Regions from separate parts of the Mus musculus genome. Here region 2 is linked to region 1. A link is a loop called in an ENCODE intact Hi-C map of the cell type or tissue named here. Cell type or tissue: heart. All regions are shown on one strand. Links, peaks and the distances in the headings refer to the core of each region. The heading gives the core; the rest is flanking DNA.

The links. A loop is a pair of places that touch in the nucleus more often than their neighbours do. Peaks named below come from ENCODE experiments on the same cell type or tissue, not always from the same donor. Only the 100,000 strongest peaks of a DNase experiment are listed, where the experiment ranks them.
Region 2: a loop joins it to region 1, with 4 times the contacts of the local background. A loop is called at or near these places in 2 of 42 quality-filtered maps.

Annotation. Positions count from the first base shown.
Region 1 is chr9:48,971,697-48,974,515 of GRCm38, forward strand. No RefSeq gene overlaps it. Among named protein-coding and RNA genes, the nearest start is that of Htr3b, 8.1 kb to the left of the region's middle. In heart, for the core only: a CTCF peak has its summit at 1,040 (motif pointing left); no DNase peak of the experiment used is centred there.
Region 2 is chr9:48,841,307-48,844,125 of GRCm38, forward strand. No RefSeq gene overlaps it. Among named protein-coding and RNA genes, the nearest start is that of Zbtb16, 6.5 kb to the left of the region's middle. In heart, for the core only: no CTCF peak of the experiment used is centred there; no DNase peak of the experiment used is centred there; H3K27me3 peaks cover 614 bases.

The DNA of each region.
Region 1 (2,819 bases), core at 38-2,537:
GGAACAATAAGAAAGCACCAGGGACCTGAGTGGAGGTTGAAGGTGAGAAACTTTCAGAACGCATGAGGTAAATAAAAAAAGCCTGAAAGATGGATGGGCTCCATGAGAAGCTGGAAGAAGATAGGAGGAAACCAGACAAGGCAGAGTAAAGTGGCCTCTGTAGCCAAACAGGGTGGCACACACCTGTAATCTTAGCCTTTGGGAGACAAATGCAGATGGATCATTGAAAGTCTGAGGCCAGCTCTATAAAGCAAGTTCAAAACCAGCCTGGGCCACACAAAGAATATAAGGCAAGACCCTATCTTGGGTAGAACGGTGGGCAGGAGGCTCAGATATAGCTCAGTTGGTAGAGTTCATATAAGCCAAAGGTCCGAAGGGCAGTGGTGGCACAGGCCTTTAATCCCAGCACTTGGGAGGCAGAGGAAGAAGGGTTGAGAACCGAAAGCCATGTACAGCTACATAGAGAGCTGGGGGCCAGTGCCGTCTATCTGAGACCTTGGGGGTTTGGTATTTATTTATTTACTTTGTTTATTTGCTTTTTGTTTGTTTGTTTTTGCTGTTCTGTTTTGAGACAGTTCCCTTTGTTCTGAGTCCAGGTAGGACTCACAGCAGGGCTGTAAGATGAGAGCATGGTGCCTTCCAAGGGGTCACAAGCACATCGTAAAAAATGTGGGCTGGTAATTACAGACTCACATGAATAGATTTACAAGTTCATGACACAGAGTGCTAACAGGACTTAAAATAGGAAACCGAAATATTGTATAAGTCTGTATAAGCGCTGTGATTATAATGCTGTCTCCGAATGGCCTGGAGCAATTATTCCAAAAGGCACAACAGCTGTATTTGCCCCCACATTGCCATTGCTGAAATTGACACTGTCATTGCTTCAGGAGGAAGGCTTGGCACTAATGATAGGGGGCTGACTATGGCTGGAGTGTGACAGACCTCTAGTTAGGGCCCTTAAAGACTGAGGAAAGGAGTCAAAAAAAAAGCTTTCAGGAAGCCAGTCTGAGGCAATGGATGTAGTCAGAGTGACACCTAGTGGTGGCCCTTCAGCTCGCGTTTGCAAATTCTGTGCAGTGACAAAACTACACTCAACCTATTCTGAATTCTTGGTTTATTATCTATCTATCTATCTATCTATCTATCTATCTATCTATCTATCTATCTATCTATCTATCTATCTGCTTATCTTGTTTTTTGAGGAAAAGTCTCACTGTGCATCCCTGTGTGACCTTGTACTTGGGGTGACTCTCCTGCCTCTGGCTCCCAAGTGTAAGAACACACTCCTCTTTAGATTATGCTTGTTTTGGTTTTTGTTGTCCAAGCTGGTCTTAATAATGGAGGATGACTCTGAGCTCCACATCCTCCTCCGCACACCTTCTCAGACAGGGATTATGGGGAATCCATACCTAGCATTAAACAAATTGCTGAGTTTATTACATTTACATATTTATTTGTTGTGTATGTGTACATGTGTTTGAGCACGTGTCATAATGTTCATGTGATGGTCAGGACAAGCTGCTGGGACTGGCTCTGTTCCTTCACCATGTAGATTCAAGGGATCAGACCCAGGTTGCCGGGCTCCTTGGTAAGTGCCTATAGCTGATGAGACATCTCACCAACCCTAGACTTCATTATATGCTCTGTTTTCAGACTATTTGAGCGTCATGTATTCTTCAGTTTGTGTCACTCTTACTTTGCTCTTAATTTGCTTCCAGGAGGGACTGGAGAGATGGCTCAGAGGTTAAGAGCACCTACTGTTCTTCCAGAGGTCCTGAGTTCAATTCCCAGCAACCACATGGTGGCTCACACCATCTGTAATGGGATCTGATGCCCTCTTCTGGTGTGTCTGAAGAGAGCAACAGTATACTCACTTAAAATAAATAAATCTTAAAAAAAAAAAAAAAGCCCGGCTGTGGTGGTGCATGCCTTTAATCCAGGCACTTGGGAGGCAGAGGCAGGCAGATTTCTGAGTTCCAGGCCAGCCTGGTCTACAAAGTGAGTTCCAGGACAGCCAGGGCTATACAGAGAAACCCTGTCTCGAAAAAAACAACCAACCAACCAAACAAACAAACAAATATACTAGCCCAAGTTAGGTTTTTGGGCTTGAGAAATGGCTCAGTGGTTAAGAGCACCAACTGTTCTTCCAGAGGTCCTGAGTTCAAATCCCAGCAACCACATGGTGGCTCACAACCATTTGTAATGGGATCTGATGCCCTCTTCTGGTGTGTCTGAAGAGTGACAGTGTGCTTACATTCATTAAATAAATAAATAAATAAATAAATAAATAAATAAATTTTTTCTTAAAAAAAAGTAGAATTCCCAATAGTAGAAATAAATAAGATCTCACCCCTGAAAAGTTTTTAAACAGAACTGAGCATATAAGTCTGTAATCCCATCATCCTGGATTCTGGGACAGAAGGATTGCCAAGAGTTTGAGGCCAGTATAGGCTACACAGCAATACTGTCTCAAAACAAACAAAAAACAATATGATTTAAAACCATATTGAATTCTGGCATATGTTATGAGAAGTCAAATTCTATAAGGTCTTAGAAACTTCCTGCCACCAGGCCTGGCTACAAATAATTTATTTCATTCACATAATTTTAGGCTTAGATTTATTCCAAACCTACTTTAATAAAGGTTCTCAAATGCTTCAACACCCTGCTCCCCTTCTAGCCCACCATCCAAAGGTAGGGGAGAAAAGATGGTAGATAGGACAAGGGGATGTGGACCTATTTAGAAGTAGTTCTTTGGGGTGTGTCTTAGTTAGGGTTTTACTGCTATGAACAGACACCATGACCAAGGCAAGTCT
Region 2 (2,819 bases), core at 10-2,509, 130 kb before region 1:
TAACTCCAGTTCCAAGGGCTCTGTTACCTTATTCTTTGACCGCTATGAGCATCAGACATATACATGGTGTACAGACATACACGCAGGTAAAACATTCACACACATAAAATAAAAATGAATAAATCTATTTTTAAAAAAAGAGAGAGAGGGAAGACATGTTTGCTACTCCTGCAGAGACTCATGTGCGCAGCTCACGACTGCCTGTACATGTCAGGGTTTCACAAACCGTAAGAATGAAGTTATGTTGTTCGGTGACTGGTAATTTAAGCCAATTATCTTAAAATTATAACAAAACAAATGCTACTATACTATAAATTAGAAATTAAAATTTATATCGGTTTTTGAGATGACATAAAAGAATGCTCAGAGCTTTTTTTTTTTTAAAGTTCAAAGTCTCTTGGGAATGTGATGGAAAGCTAGATATTCTTATAGTAATAACGTAATGAGTTTTCAATGTAGTGATGATGCTAATTTATTATCAGAGTAAAATGACAGAGTTTTTAATTTGTTGTGCGTCTCCCAGATATCTCTTATGCTTATGTAATTTGCCTTGGCATCCATGGCACATACATACTCCTAATTTAGTGTGAAGTAAGTGGGTGATCTAGAAGACCTTATTTTTTTAATTAGGTATTTATTTCATTTACATTTCCAATGCTATCCCAAAAGTCCCCCACACGCTCCTCCACCCACTCCCACTTCTTGGCCCTGGCGTTCCCCTGTACTGAGGCATATAAAGTTTGCACGACCAATGGGCCTCTCTTTCCACTGATGGCCGACTAGGCCATCTTCTGATAATTTGCTCAGAGCTTTTGCTTGGAGAACAGTTCACTGTACTGCCCTCTGTGCCGAGTGGTTAGGAGTCTGGGAAATGCCCCAGAGCAGAGGTTGCTGTGGGCTCCAAGCCACACTCTTGGTTCTCTGCCTCTCCCTCCTCCATGAGTCCCTTTGCACTGTCTGGACATTTGTCATCATTCTCCCCAGCATCTGCCTTGTATCTGGACTGCCCAGTGTGTGTTCTGACCAGCTCCTTCATTGGAAGCTTCCAGAAGGCCAGGTCTCAGTCCTGCTCAGTGTACCCTCTCCCGGCTCCAGAGTTTAGCTGGCAAGTTGGGGGATAGAGGAAGTGAATTCATGAGTATATGCAGAACTGGCCCATAAAAGCTCTTCTGCTTAGCGCTCTCTTCCGTTGTCTTTTCTGATCTGTGACCTGACCCCCACAGCACAGATATTTCAGAAGCAGAGCCATGAGGATGAGAGGAAGCTAGATGCTTAGGTTCCGTTCTAATCCGAGGGACTCAGTACCGTGTGCACCACACAGGATCTGAGTGAGGCCTTCGTTGCAAAATCCTCACCTGGAAACTGTGGAACATCATGGGGACCACTCCACAAAAGTCACTGGGAGGATGCTCAAAGATCTGAAAGCCATCCAGGTACTGCCTGTCTATAGCCCCTTGCTGGGATAGGAGGATGTCTGGGGTGGAGATGTTTAAAACCACTCTGGACCACTTAGCGAGACCTCATTCCAAAAACAAAACCAGGGCTCAATGGGGAAACACTCACCTACACAGGCCAGGGTCTGAGTTCCAGTCCAGCACTAAAAGAAATGGACACTAGATATTTATTATTAGCAATGATGCCAGGCTTCTCTCTGCTTACCCCTATCAGACATTCTGGTAGGAGAGTTTAAGATAAGTTCTTGGAGCTGGTAAATTTTAAATGGTTCTTTCTCTCCTGTTTTTGTTTTACGGTTGGTTGGTTGGTTGTTGTTTTGAAGCAGGCCTTGCTATGTCGCCCTGGCTGACCTGGTACTCACCATGGAGTCAAGGTTAGCCCTGAACTTGCAGTGATTCTCCTGCTTCTGCCTGCCAAGTACTGAGATTATTGGTGTGTGCCACATTGTCTAGTTTATGTCTCATTTAAAGAATGAAGTTGCGGCTGGGGAGATGGCTCAGTGGTTAAGAGCACTAACTGCTCACCCAGAGGACTCATGTTCAATTCCCAGCAACCACGTGGTGGCTCAGAACCATCTGTAACTCCGGCTCCAGGGCATCTGGAGCTTCTTCTGGCCTCTGAGGACTCATGTATATGGTGCACATGCATGAACTTAGGTGTACATACATACATGCATGCATACATACATACATGCATACATACATACATACATGCATGCATGCATACATACATGCATGCATACATACATGCATACATACATACATACATACATACATACATGCATGCATGCATGCATATATGCATACACAATTTTAAATTAATACTTTTTAAATGAATGAAGTAGGCAGCTGGAGATGTAGCTCAGCTGGAAGTGCTTGCCTGGCATGCATGAAGCCTGGGTCTCATCCCCTGCACTGTACAAACAGGACCTGTCTATAGGTTAAGTATTTGGGAGGTAGAGGCAGGAGGATCAGAAGTTGAAGGCCATCCACTGCTCATAGCAAGTTCTAGGCCAAGTTCTAAGTTCCTGGGTTTACATGAGACCCTGACCATCACTGCCATCTCCTCCGAAAGAGTGGTCTTAAGCACAGTACATTGTAGCCCTATTCTCCCAGTCTGGTCCTCTGTGTTTAGCGGTAGTTGGCGGTAGTCTGGTCCTCAGAGCAAGGCAAGCTGGCAAATGGAAAGCAAGGCCAGGTGGGTGGCGGGTGGTGTTAATTTTCACCTTGTAGCACTCCGTGTTTATTAGTGTGTACGGATGGTAAATGCGGCAGCCCCGGCTCCCTGAGTTAAGTAGTGGTCATGCCCAACTGGCTCTTCATGTACCGTTACTCCAAGTGATTGAGCCAATTTCTTCCTTTGCC